Regions from separate parts of the Homo sapiens genome. Here regions 1 and 2 are each linked to region 3. The links are chromatin contacts, found by Hi-C or POLR2A ChIA-PET in ENCODE. All regions are on one chromosome and are shown on one strand. The core of a region is the stretch at or near the end of the contact, and the rest is flanking DNA. Distances in the headings are between cores, read along the strand shown. Region 1 overlaps RGL1 (ral guanine nucleotide dissociation stimulator like 1). Region 2 has its middle 19 kb from the start of LINC00272. Region 3 overlaps LAMC1 (laminin subunit gamma 1).

Region 1 (4,417 bases), core at 1,449-3,948, 770 kb after region 3:
GATGAAACGGGTATGATCTAATGGTAATAGACTAAGGGGGAACCCAGCAAGGCCTGTCTGTTCAGATTCTTCCTGGCCACTCTTTGTAGTATTCTTCTTTCCCCCTGGGTGTGGGCCAGGACCCCTATGGAATGAGGGTCTTATGATCTACTATCAGACAAGGTAGGTCAGAGAATTTATGGTCAGCTTCTAAACAAAAAGGTGAGGGAGGTTAGAGCAATATTTCCAGGCTTTAAGCCTTGCTTTAGGATAAGAGGGGGTTCTAGTTTCTATGACTCACCTTGGGAAGGAGGAATCCTGGTTTCTATGATTCACTTCAAGGGAGAAAGAAGTGTAGGAGACAGGAGGGCAGGAAAAGGTCAGAGAATTTGCTTCTGAGGCTGCTTCTGAGGCCTTCCAATTCCTTTAGTTCAAAGTCCTCAGCATGTCAAAGTTCCATACTTTGGGATAGCGTTTTCATGACTTTTTTAATGCTTGTTTCTCTGCCTGCTGTGCCCTCCCCAACATAGTTAACTCTCATTCATTATGTGAAACCCAGTGCAGGCCAGGTATGGTGGCTCATGCCTGTAATGCTAGCACTTTGAGAGGCCAAGGTGGGAGAATCGCTTGAGTCCAGGAGTTTGAGACCAGCTTGGGCAATATAGCGAGGCCTTGTCTCTAAAAAATAAATAAATAAATAAATAAATAATAAATAAATAAATAAATAAATTAGCTGGGGTGGTGCGTGCCTGTAGTCCCAGCTACTTGGGAGGCTGAGGTGGGAGGAATGCTTGAGCATGGGAGGTTGAGGCTGCATTGAACCCTGATTGCACCACTGTACTGCGGCCTGGGCAATAGAGATGGACTGCATCTCTAACAAACAAACAAAACAAAACAACCCAGTGCAGACAGAACCTACTTAAGAAGCCTTTTCTGACACCTCCTTTACACTGGGCCCCTCTTGGTGCTTCCCTCCATGTCTTGCCTCTCTCTCCACCATTTTACTCACATTTTATTGTAATGGTTTCTTTGTGTCTGTTTCCTTCACCAGACTGAACAACTTGGTTGCCAGAACTGCATGCTATTTACCTTTATATGTCTAGTACCTTGCACAGTGCCTGGCACATAGTACCATTTAGTTAATATGTAGCTGAATAAGTAGATGAATAAATGGAAAAGACAGCCATTGTGTATGTGCTAGTAGCATAAAAATACAGGATACACAATTACATTTCAAATTCAGATAAATAACAAATAGGTTTTTTTAGTATGCATAGATCCCAAACATGGAATGGGACATACTTATACCACATAGTATGTAATTATTCATTATTTCTCTGAAATTAAAATTTCACTGGGCATCCTGTAATTTATCTGTCAACCCTAACCTAGCAAAAAAGTGACTTCCCACCCAATATTAGGTTAGCACAAAGGTGATTGTGACAAGTTTTGGTTTAAGTTTTGTTAAGTTTGCCACTATTTTTAATGGCAAAAGCCATAATCACCTTTGCACCAACCTAATAAAAGTTCACACAAGGCAGAACCTCATGTTGAGCTTGACATCATGGGCCCTAAAGTATTTTCTAGACTTTACCTTAACATCTCTGAGTGTCCTGTGTGTAAATAGTCACTGTAGTACTCAGGTGTATTGGCCTTGTCATGTTCTGCTGGGTGTCATTACATACATGATTTCTGCTGAGAGAATGATGCAAATTTTGTTGCATGGCAAAGAAATTTATGCAGTTGAGTAATATGGAGAGATGAGCAGAGCTTATTTGTGAGTCAGCTTGTGGGTTTTCCTATACAGGTGGAGTATCCTTAATCTTAAAACCGAAATTCAAAGTGCTCCAACATCCATGCTTATTGCAGTGTTTTGCAGTTTGGATTTTCAGAATGGGGATACTTGAATGGTAAGTATAGTGGGAATATTTCAAAATCTGAAAAATTCTGAAATCCAAACCACTTTCAGTCCCAAGAATTTGAGATAAAAGATCCTCAGCCTGTATTGTGGTGGTTTGTTGTTGCTGGATAGTGGTTGTAGGGCATATGAAAAGGAAGCATAAAACTTACTTTTGGTGTTTGGGGATGAATGTAGGGATTGGGTGTGGGTTTTAGATTTTTGGAGGGAGTTAACAGCTGGAATAGTACTCACTATTTACTTTGCTGCTCAGGCCAAGATGCCTGAGAACTGATATACTGAAGAGTGATCATGGTGTGGAGGACTCCATACTGTCTCCATCCTAATGAGGTTGTTTGCTTAACACGTTCCCTGTTAAACTATCAGATGACTGAATTATTATTTTGATTGAAGGGACTTTTTTTTTTTTTCAAATTAGAAACACCCAACTGGTTAACAGTTTATGTTTTAGAAGGTGAAAGAGTTTATTTTTCCATGACTGGAAACGGAATTGAAATATGGCATCTTTCATCTCTCACATGCCCTTTTTCCTCTCCGTCTCATGCCAAAATCGATAATTATGGAAATTACCTGGTAGGACACTTGGGCACAGTTTTAGATATTTACCCCATAGGACTCAGACATGTTCTCTTAGAAAAAGCTGGATTCTAAAGGCACAAAGATCAACCAAAAAAACAAACATGAAACATTTTTGTGGTCACAGTACCGTGATCTTGTCAGTAAAGCGACGGTCTATGATTAAATCCAGATTGAGCTGTTTCCTGTTAGCGTGCTAACCCACAGGACAGGCTCAGGCCTCCGTGTCTTGCTTTCTAAGTCTGGGTTATTAAGCACTTGTCTGACAAGGGTTCCACCCCTTTCGTCTTCAACTTAATAATTCAAAGTTACTAAGATAATATAAGCAAAAACAGGTCCTAAAGTCTCTTAAAACACTTACAGACCTATAGGAATCTTTTCTTGCAAAAATGAAACTTTTAACATTTTAGCTTCTCTTGTCGGGCCATATGGCAGAGTATTTTTTGTGTTTCCCCTCTGTACAGTTTCATTTCAAAATAATTTCAGTGGTAAGCAGATCATTTTAAGTTTTTGTTTCATAAGAAATGTACTCTATTTGAATGTTGGCAAATTAGAAGTCATCAGATCTTTCCCCTGCCATAATAAGCAGGTATTAGGATATTTAGCAGTTCTACAGAAAATGACATTAAGCAAATTCTCTGATAACTTAACATGCATTGTTATTTTGTGTGAGAATGATTGTAGGCACAAGAGCAATTCTATACTTATTTTATGATATTGTCATTGATGTTCACTTTGAAAATTATTTTTTAAATCTAAATTTTCAAAATATTTTATTAGTCTTCTGTTAGGTCATATGTGGTTCTTCCTAATGCACAGATGCAAACCCTGAGGAACAAATACTGTTAAAGGGACTTACAGGAATCATGTATGCATATTGAAATTTTTTCCGAGTAAGAAAGTACTGAAAGAGAGGGGCTGGGTTAATGAGAAACATAATTCCATTCCCAAGGGAGAACCCTGGCTTTCTGCCAAATCTCTGCTTTCTGGCAGGAAATGGGACCCACTTCATCAGGTCCTTTGACAAGCATTTTTCTCTGTGTTTGAATTTTGGGACACGTCAATACTCGGTGAAAAAATAGTTCTTTTAAATAATCATCACTTTTGATAAGAAGGATTTAGAATTAAAGTAGAGTTTCCATTGTAAGTAAAATAAGAATCGTCAAATTTCAACATTGTTTGGTAAGGGAACACTGTTATTATCACAAGGCGAGGAAGCTTGATTTAAATCAGAGTTTGACTATCCCTAACCACTGAGAAGCCATTCCTTTTATTGTTGTTAATATTTAACATTGAAGTATATTTTCATGTTTTTTTTTGTTTGTTTGCTTTTGAGATGGAGTCTCGCTCTGTTGCCCAGGCTGGAGTGCAGTGGCACAATCTCCAGCCCACTGCAACCTCCGCTTCCTGGGTTCAAGTGATTCTCCTGCCTCAGCTTCCTGAGTAGCTGAGACTACAGGCACGCACATTACACGTGGCTGATTTTGTATTTTTAGTAGAGATGGGGTTTTACTATGTTGGCCAGGCTGTTCTTGAACTCCTGACCTCAGGTGATCCACCCCCCTTGGCCTCCCGAAGTGCTGGGATTACAGGCGTGAGCCACCGCTCCCATCCTGAAGTATATTTTCTAACTGCTACTTTTGAATATCATGCAGGCTGACAATTATTTTGGCCAGGTCTTTTGAAGTGACAAGGTACAAAACACAAAACATCCTGACATTTTTGTATTAATAAAGAGATCAAAGGAATACACATTTGAAAATAAAAATTAACATTATATTTTATAATGTTTTGATTTTTCTTTTTTAAATGAAAAGTGGTAAATATGAGTTAAGTTTTAAATGCATTACAGTAATTTAATAAGCCAAAATTTTTCAAAGTATGTGCATTCTGAAGTTCTGCAAGATGCTCTCAGACTAAAGAGAAATCCATCTGGAAATGCTG
Region 2 (4,396 bases), core at 531-3,030, 640 kb before region 3:
ATAGCAGTCTGACAAGAGAATAAACTCTGACAAGCAGAACAAAATCCTAAAAGATCTTAACAGTTTGGGGCTAAGTGTAAATAATCACAGCACTCACCCTGTATCCTTCTCCCACCGCTCATGGTGCTCCTGTATGATGTGGGACAGGATAAGTAAGTGAGCCATAAACAATTAAAAGTTAAGTACATTCAAAATACTTTATCAAAGATGGCAGAGATGGCTCAACACACTTTAACAATATTAATGTCTAAAATGGTTTTAAGACTAAAAAACCAAAAACTATTTTCATTCCAGTTTCCTAAACAATTTGATGGCAGGTAAACTGAAGTTTCATTGTCACTAAAAAGTGATTCGTGTGCATAACGATTACTAAGCTCAGAGGACTAGCAAAAGCTTCAAATCTCAAAGTCATCATACCTCATTTTCTGGTATAATAAAGTAAATCAACAAAAACACAACTTTAAATCAACAAGATATTTCAAAAATAAATAAATATTGAGCAGAAATGGCTATTATGCCATCAAAGTATAAGTGGCACAGTATATTATATATGAAATTTTTTTTGAGACAGGGTCTTGTGCTATCAGCCAGGCTAGAGTGCAGTGGAACAATCACAGCTCACTGCAGCTGTGACTTCCCAGACTCAAGTGATGCTCCCACCTAAGTTGGTGGGACTACAGGCATGCACCACCACACCCAGCTAATTTTTTATTTTTTGTAGAGATGGGGTCTTGTCATGTTGCCCAGGCTAGTCTTGAACTCCTGGGCTGAAGCCATCCTCCTATCTTGGCTTCCCAAAGTGCTGGGAGTAAAGGTGTGAGCAATCACACCTGGCCTATGTATGATACTTTTTAAAAATTATTATTTTTTTCCTTTTTGAGACAGAGTCTCCCTCAGTCACCTAGGCTGGAGTGCAGTGCCACTATCTTGCCTCACTGCAACTTCCGCCTCCCAGGTTCAAGCGATTCTCCTGCCTCAGCCTCCCGCGTAGCTGGGGTTACAGGTGCCTGCCACCACGCCTGGCTAATTTTTGTATTTTTAGTAGAGATAGGTTTTTACCATGTTGGCCAGGCTGGTCTTGAACTCCTGACCTCAGGTGATCCGCCTGCCTTGACCACCCCAAAGTGCTGGGATTACAGGCATGAGCTACTGTGCCTGGCTAAAAAATTAATTTAGAAAAACTGGAAAACTGAAAAAGAAAAAGAAAGAAGGGATGAAAGTTCTTGTCCTGGGTCTACCAAAAGGGTGGCAAATAAGCCTTTGTGTTCCTGAAGTCTGGATCCTTCTAGTCACCCAGGAGAGAAGACAGTTTTTTTGTTTTGCTTTGTTTTTTGTTTTTTCCCTAAAATGCAAGCCCCTTCTGGTGGTACAGTACTCAAACTATTGAAGAAGGGTCAGGATGGACCTTTTGGGTTTTAGGAGATTAAAAAGCAAGCAACAGTCCACCCTGCAAGAAATCCCAGAGACTGGGAAGGGCACAAGACTGTGGGTTTGGCTGGCAGTAGATGCAATCACTCATTCTGAGCAAGACCTCAGAGGAAACAGCAAGAGCTGATGGGATCCAGTGGGTCAGAAGGCTCTGAGGCCCATGAAAGGAGCACTGGTGTTGGAGGTGGCTCAGGGTGAATGTGGTCGCTCAGAGAGCTGTCCTCCTAAAAAAGCCCCTGCTGGCTTGAGCAGGAACCAAGCTGTGGCAGCCCCTTTATTTCAGTGGGCTACAGCACTAGGGAGCTATGAAGTCAGTTCCCCATGGTAGATGAGGGTGAGAGGTGGAGGGTAAGAAGGGTGGGGACTTGTTACCATAGCAACGTCAAGAACACTATTCATGCCTCTCCCTTTTCTGAGAATGGTTGGCTATTCAACAGATTTTGAGACTGTATTAGCCGTGGGATTCTTAGAGAAAAGGGGAAATCGAGGTGGATGATGAAGGGTCCATTTCCTGACAGTCTTGGGGGCTAAAGCCAGTTTTTTCACTTCAGAAATGAGTGACATGGCCAGACACCATGGCTCACGCCTGTAATCTCAGCACTTTGGGTGGCTGAGCTTGGCCAACATGGTGAAACCCCATCTCCACCAAAAATACAAAAAATTAGCCAGGCATGGTGGCACACACCTGTAATCCCAGTTACTCAGGAGGCTGAGGCATGAGAATCACTTGAACTCGAGAGGCAGAGGTTACAGTGAGCCAAGATTGTGCCACTGCATTCCAGCCTTGGTGACAGAGTGAGACTCCACCTCAAAAAAAAAAAAAGTGAGTAACATTACTTCCGCTCAGAGAGTGTGAAAATGTTTATGTATAATTTTTACATCTGCATAGGCAGAAAATCAGGAAAAATAACTATGTACTCTCTTGCCTGATGTTCTCATAGCCAAGCTGTTGATTCTTATGACCATTCAAATGATGAGAGTTATTTTGATGCACCTGAGTCAACTTTCAGAATGACCCCAATAACTGCAAATTGTTGCTCTGGGTAATATGAAAGTTCTCACTTCTCTTGATGGGAAACTCAAGCAAGTTTCCTCTCGCAGTGGCATATTCAGGGCCCAGGCCTGATTTTCAATGTGGTGTGGCACAAGGCTGTTCTGGAACATCTTGGGCTGGGTAACTATTAATACTTGGCTAAAGCACCACAGTACCAAATCTTGTTGATGCAGGGGGACTGGTAAGACCACCTAGGAGGGACTTCATGTTCTCAGAGGCCTTAAAGTAGCAGACCCTCATCTGTTTCCCTCACCTGAGAAACTGGGCTGTCTTTTATGGGTGTGAGTCCATGGTGGAAATAATGCTAATGAGAGTGGGCAGGTACTCTTACTTATAATCTGAAAAGGGTTTAGCAGGCTAAACCTTACACTGAAAAGGGTTTAATGGGTGATTTGTCGTGCTCTAACCTTGACTTAAGTAGTTTGGATTTTCTGTACTTGGCTCTCTTATGTCTCTCCTTCCAAGGACAGGAGAAATGGAAATCCTTTTCAGGTGGCCCAGGACTCCATTCCAGTCCAGCAATGTTCTCTGATTTTTCCTGAGTATTAAAGGTTCCTGATGAGAATGGAGAGGAGGAGAGAGAGTCACACTAAGGACCCTCCTGTGGGAGGAACCTTAGCCTCCAGGAGCAGCTCTTTCCATATTGTAGAACACCCGCTCCCCACTACATGCTTACAATGGCTTGGCTGAACCATGCCCCAAGAAGAAACAAAGCACCCACCTGGATGTGAGAACTGCCCCAACTCAAATGCCCTTACTTTCTCTAGAAAACAGACTTTTCTCTAATACCTACTCCAAGGACTTCCATTTTCAGCAACATGGCTGGCTGATTTAATTCCCCACCTCCCACCCCTGCAGGAAAAGACTTGCTGGATAAAATAAATAAGATACAGCCTTAAAAAAAAGAATTGTTTTTAGTCAAGATCTAAAGAAGAAAACCAAAATCCCCAGGTGATGAACTATAATATGTGACTCATAGCTAGAAGACAAGTTCATGAGTTGATCCTGTGGCTGGCAGGGTGAGACTGGCCCCAGATATAAGTCCTAATAGCTGGGGTTTCCATGCAAAAATGGGGACAGGAGATATGATCTTAAGGAAATAAAGCTCAGATTCCTACATAACAGCTGGATTAGGAAATTTGGAAATGGGGTCCCTTCTTCGTAAGGGAGGCTGGATGAACTTCTCCGACCAGCTCAAGAAATAGAAAAGAAACTACTCTCTGCTAAGAGCTCCAGGTGGAAAATAAAACAAAGCTCCCATGAGAATCTGAAGCCTCTCCAAATTCACACTCCATGTACAGGGAGTGCATACATGCCAAACTAAGATATTAATGTAAAATCTGGTACTGGATTAGTAAAATCCAGTGGTGTCCAGCACAAGCAGATGAGGCTCCCAAAGGAAAAAGCAATCCTGACTGAAGTCGGTTCAGAACTGCATTTAGAGCCCCCTGCCTAAGGAGACTATATTAGCTTGCCGGGGCTGCTGTCACAAAGCACTTCAAATGGAGTGGCTTAAACAGCAGAAAGTTATTGTCTCATATTCTAGAAGCTAGGATTCTGAGGTCAAGGTGGCAGCGGAATTGGTTCCTTCTGAAGGCTATGAGGGAGAATCTGTTCCAGGCCTCTTCCTCCGCTTCTAGTGCTTTGTGGGCAATCTTTGACATTCCTTGGCTTATAAGCATTATCCATATCTCTGCCTTCATTCCATATAACCTGTGTTATAGCTATAACCTGTGTTATAGCTATAGCAATCCACCTGTGTTATGTCTACATTCTAATTTTCCCTTTTTATAAAGATACCAGTCGCATTGGATTTGGGGCCAACCTATTTCAGTACGCCTTCATCTTAACTTAGAAAATTACATCTCAACGATACTTTTTCCAAATAGGGTTATATTCTGAGGTACTAGAGGG
Region 3 (4,437 bases), core at 910-3,409:
TTGGGAGTATCATGATAGCAGAAAGGACTTTGGAAAATCTATTATTAGAGGGCTTCACATGGGTGCTTCTGTAATAAAATGAATGGTGAAAAGAGACTTAACCATTTATAGTTGTTGGCTTCGGATAAATCTCCCAGAAAATAAGTGGATTGGAGTCCATTAACCCAAGCTTCCCAAAGCATAATGGGAGTTGAGCTTAGGGCCTGTTTCCTAGTGAGTGACCTACTGAGGCTTAGGGGCTAGATCAAAAGGATCTGGTAGTACTGAGTTTCTTAGTACCAAATTGAAAATGGATTTCTTTTTTTTAAAAAAGGCCTTTGTTACAATCTTATTGCCTGAGATGATGTAACATGTTAATGGGTTATCCATTTTGTATTGTTTTTTTTTGTGTGTGTATGTGTGTGTGTAAAGAATACACACAATCTCAATGCTGAAATGAATTTGAAATGTAAACTAATTATTTTCAAGTGCATAGGATATTACAGTCTAAGGTAAGAAACAGTAAGCTAGTACTCATTTGTTGTGCTAAGCAAATTACTAATTATTTAGGTGAGCATGAAGAAGAAAACCAAACCAGAAAGGTTTAGGGATATTAATGTTCTTCAAATTAGTTAAGAAAGTTAGCAGCAGCCACTGAATGAGGACCTACTATGTGTAAGCATATTTTATGCTCATTTTCCTCACAAGAACTCTATGAAGTAGATATCAAATTATTGCAGGTCTCTAATTGCATATCCAGCACTCAAGGCAAGAGGTGTTTCACAATTCATGACTTTTTTAGGTTTTTAGAAAAGTGACACATGGGCTGGGCACGGTAGCTCATGCCTGTAATCCCAGCACTTTGGAAGGCTGAGGTGGGTGGATCCATGAGGTCAGGAGATTGAGACCATCCTGGCTAACATGGTGAAACCCCATTGCTACTAAAAACACAAAAAATTAGCCGGGCATGGTGGCGGGCGCCTGTAGTCCCAGCTACTTGGGAGGCTGAGGCAGGAGAATCGCTTGAACCCAGGAGGCGAAGGTTGCAGTGAGCCGAGATCGCGCCACTGCACTCCAGCCTGGCAACAGAGCGAGACTCCATCTCAAAAAAAAAAGAAAGAAAAGTGACACAGGTATATACTTTATATCAGTGGTCCCCAACCTTTTTGGCACCAGGGACTTGTTTTGTGGGAGACAGTTTTCCACTGTTGAATTCTGCCTGGAGTATATGTTTTAAAATTCAATATGTAACTTCATATTACAGACTCTCTACTGTACCTGCTATATTGTGTATTACAACAACATCTGAACTCAGTGAATGGTTTTAGGTTCATTGTCAGGACTCTGGGTCCATTTATATGGCATATAAGCATTTTAACTTGTTTCTTGCCATATTTTCAAAACAGCCTTGTGTATGTCTGGGAACAATAAATAGGGAGTTTCATTATCACTGTTGTGCTAATGCATGTTTAAAGTTAGACAGATGAGTAGCTGTTCATCAATATATGTAAAACCTAGAGAAATGATTAGCTATTCATCAATATATGTAAAACTTAATTATTAAAAAAATGTAATGTCCTATGTCTGTGCACTGGGAGATCCAGGAAAGGTAAAAGTTAAGTCATTATCCTCAAGGAGATTACAGTCTAGTTGGAGGTGTATATTATACTATTTATTCTGTTGTTTCAGTGGGATTTGTTGTGGGAGAGAAAGGTAAGTTAAACAGAAAGCCTGAAGAGAGGTCTGGGTGTCCAGTGTGTCAGGGAATGCCTCCTTCTTGTAGCATCCAACCAGATTGTTTTGGGAGTTAGAAATGTAATGCAGTCAGTCCCCCAACTTAAAGAAATACAGCCCAGACCATCTGGTATGTCACAGTTGTGTGGTAACAGCAGTAAGGAGCATCGGCTGAGTCTGAGGGGAGAGCTGGGTGCTCCTTGCACCTCCCTGGCCCTGGCAGGTCTCTTTGCTGATCTTGTGCTGCTTTCTGAGGAGCCTGTTTTTAGAATGCTTCTCCAGGTAGCCAGCACCAGTGGACCATCATTGAAGTAGGAGTGGGTGTTGAAAGAGATAGGGAGGGCATTCCAGGTAGATAGTGTGGACAAAGGCACCAAGCCTGAAAAAAGAATGGCCCGGTTGAATAATTTTAAGTAGTTTGAGATGGCACAGTGCCCGGCACACAGTCTCTTCATAAATGATTACTCAAAGATTGAGTGAGTGGACAGATGAATGAATGGGCTAGATTGTGGCATGTGCGTGGAATTAGGTAAGAGATTCTTAGACTTGATCATAATTGCCTAGTAAATCATTCTTCCATAGCCCTTTTATAAGGTAAATACCTAGTCATAAAGTTCAATCTGTGATTCACTAGTTATATTTGCAAATTATTTAGTCTCTGGGCCTGTTTCCTCACCTATAAACAAGGTAGTTAGGCTTGAGAACTCCTCTATTCCTTCCATCTTTAGAATAGCTATGATTTTAAGTAAAGGGACAGGGACCAACTAGTGCTTCTGTTGGGGGTTCAGAGCTGAACCTCTTCTGCTGTCCTGGCTCTTTAGGCATCTCTCTGGCCTGTCACAGAGGTTGGATGACTGGGATGCCTTGTGGATGCCCAGATGTTCCTGGGATACTTCCAGTTTTGTGGGTGATGGTAATGTCTGTGTGTTCTTCCTTTGTCATCTGGGCCGTGATTTGAAGGATATACTACCATTTGTATTTAATGTCTAGGGTGGTGAGATAAGAGCTCCTATTAGATTTTTTAACTAGAAATGGAATAAATGCTGTATCTAGTTAATAATTAGGAAAACTTTACTCATATTTTTTATTTGGGGCTTAAGGAGAAAATAAACTTTAATTTAGGGATTTTTTTTTTCCTGCTTGAATTCAGTAGGGTCTTCCTCAAAATCTTAAATGGGAGTTCTCAGTTCCCCTTGTAATGTCAACCTCGGCAAATTTCTTCTGTTGATATGGAAAGAATTGTTGGACAGGTGGTAAGGGTAACTGAGCAGTGGGTAGGGATGAGTTCAAAGAAGAGAAATCCTACAGACGATGGTTGGTTGGATGATAAATATGAAGGATTGTGTGCTGATGTATTCCCTGTGGTGGTCTGCAAGAGTGTGTGGGAGACATTTGTTCTCATTTCCTGTTTCATCACAGCCTGCCACCTGCTGTGTCGCTATACAAAGTAACATCACTTTTAAAGATTGCTGTTTAGGAAATCATGTTTTATATGTCAGGAAGCTGGGTTTTTTTTGTTTTTGTTTTTTTTTTTTTGAGTCCCATTAAAGACTGATCCAGGAAGCATCTCTCTATATGAAACTTGGTGTGTATGTGTGTGTTTGTGTGTGTGTTGACAACTTAGGAAATTGGTGATTGATGCAGAAAGGAAGACAATGAGTAACTTGGGATTGTGCCTGTATGGATGTTTTGTCTACACGTGGGTGGAGGAAAATACTTGATGCTGTGTTCTGTAGCTATTACCCTGTGGAGTTTCTCACTTGAAAATTGAAGCTGTGTCCAGATACAGCTGTAATTCAGAATAATAGCAAGCATAGTACTGTCTTTGTTTTTCTGGGCCCTGGGAAGACAAGTCTACAGCTCTTTGAGGTTCATGTGTGACTCTACATTCCGGCCTCATTATTTGGAGGTTTGATATTTGCATGTTTGCCTGCTTGCTAAGCTTTGAAACCACAGAAATCAATCTTTATGGTAGTTTGTGGTCATTTGGGACATCTGCAGAGCAGTGAAAAATTTGAGTCCCTGAAACACACACAGCTCAGCTGAAGTAAAAGGAGGTGATGTTCTGCCTTCTTGTTTCAGCTGCACTGCTGTAAATAAATATCACTTTCTTAGCCTATTTAATGCCGTATTTTCCCCATTTCTGTCCTTTTTATTGGTGATTTCACTGCCTAACATGACCCTCAAGCATAGTGCTGAAGTGCCGTCTTAAGTTCCCAAACACAAGAAGGTGTGTGCCTTAGGGAGAAGGTGCATGTGATGGGTAAGCTTTGTTCAGGCAAAACACATGGAAAACAAGGTTATATTCTGTCCAGTTGACGAAAATGTTGAGACCAGAGGTTTGCAGATGTCAACTTCTGAAACAATGATTCTGTATTCTCTAATGCAGTGTTATGTTATAGAAATACAAGTACCATGAGCAGTAAAAATTGTATTTAGAGTAGAAGCTAATTGGTCCTAGTCATGGTTCACATATCTGGGTGAACATGGGGAATTTTTATGCCTTGTGAAACATATTTTAAAAGTTACCTTTTGAAAATTAAAGGAACTGTTTGATTTGGAGCTAAGAACAAATAATAGCACATAGGTAGTTTGACTTTCTGAATTCTTTTAAGTCTGCTATTTGGAGGCACTGTTTGTCATAATGTGACCATAGTGAGCTTCTGAGTATGGATGAAATCTTGTTACAACACATTCCAAAGACGATGAGGCATGGGGACATTT

The links. A loop is a pair of places that touch in the nucleus more often than their neighbours do. ChIA-PET counts read pairs that join two places held with the same protein, here RNA polymerase II (POLR2A). Pooled maps may share reads with other maps.
Region 1: a map with no recorded cell type shows a loop between it and region 3 (6-fold over the local background). The contact joins two enhancer-like sites. A Hi-C loop is called at or near these places in 2 of 37 single-sample maps with no recorded cell type and 2 of 50 pooled maps.
Region 2: a loop to region 3 is called in a pooled map, with 5 times the contacts of the local background. The contact joins two enhancer-like sites. A Hi-C loop is called at or near these places in 1 of 37 single-sample maps with no recorded cell type and 2 of 50 pooled maps. POLR2A ChIA-PET finds 5 or more read pairs at or near these places in 1 of 52 experiments (K562).

What each region holds. Positions count from the first base shown.
Region 1 is chr1:183,840,039-183,844,455 of GRCh38, forward strand. The region is part of intron 2 of RGL1 (ral guanine nucleotide dissociation stimulator like 1); the gene reads left to right. Among named protein-coding and RNA genes, the nearest start is that of RGL1, 37 kb to the left of the region's middle. RefSeq lists an enhancer at 1,750-1,799. Within about 2 kb of position 2,699, at least 18 of the 41 ENCODE cell types and tissues checked have a DNase peak (open chromatin) inside an H3K27ac peak, as active enhancers do.
Region 2 is chr1:182,424,756-182,429,151 of GRCh38, forward strand. No RefSeq gene overlaps it. Among named protein-coding and RNA genes, the nearest start is that of LINC00272, 19 kb to the left of the region's middle. Within about 2 kb of position 1,781, at least 2 of the 41 ENCODE cell types and tissues checked have a DNase peak (open chromatin) inside an H3K27ac peak, as active enhancers do.
Region 3 is chr1:183,067,857-183,072,293 of GRCh38, forward strand. All of the region lies in intron 1 of LAMC1 (laminin subunit gamma 1), which reads left to right. Among named protein-coding and RNA genes, the nearest start is that of LAMC1, 47 kb to the left of the region's middle. RefSeq lists enhancers at 2,944-3,013, 3,024-3,073. Within about 2 kb of position 2,160, at least 7 of the 41 ENCODE cell types and tissues checked have a DNase peak (open chromatin) inside an H3K27ac peak, as active enhancers do.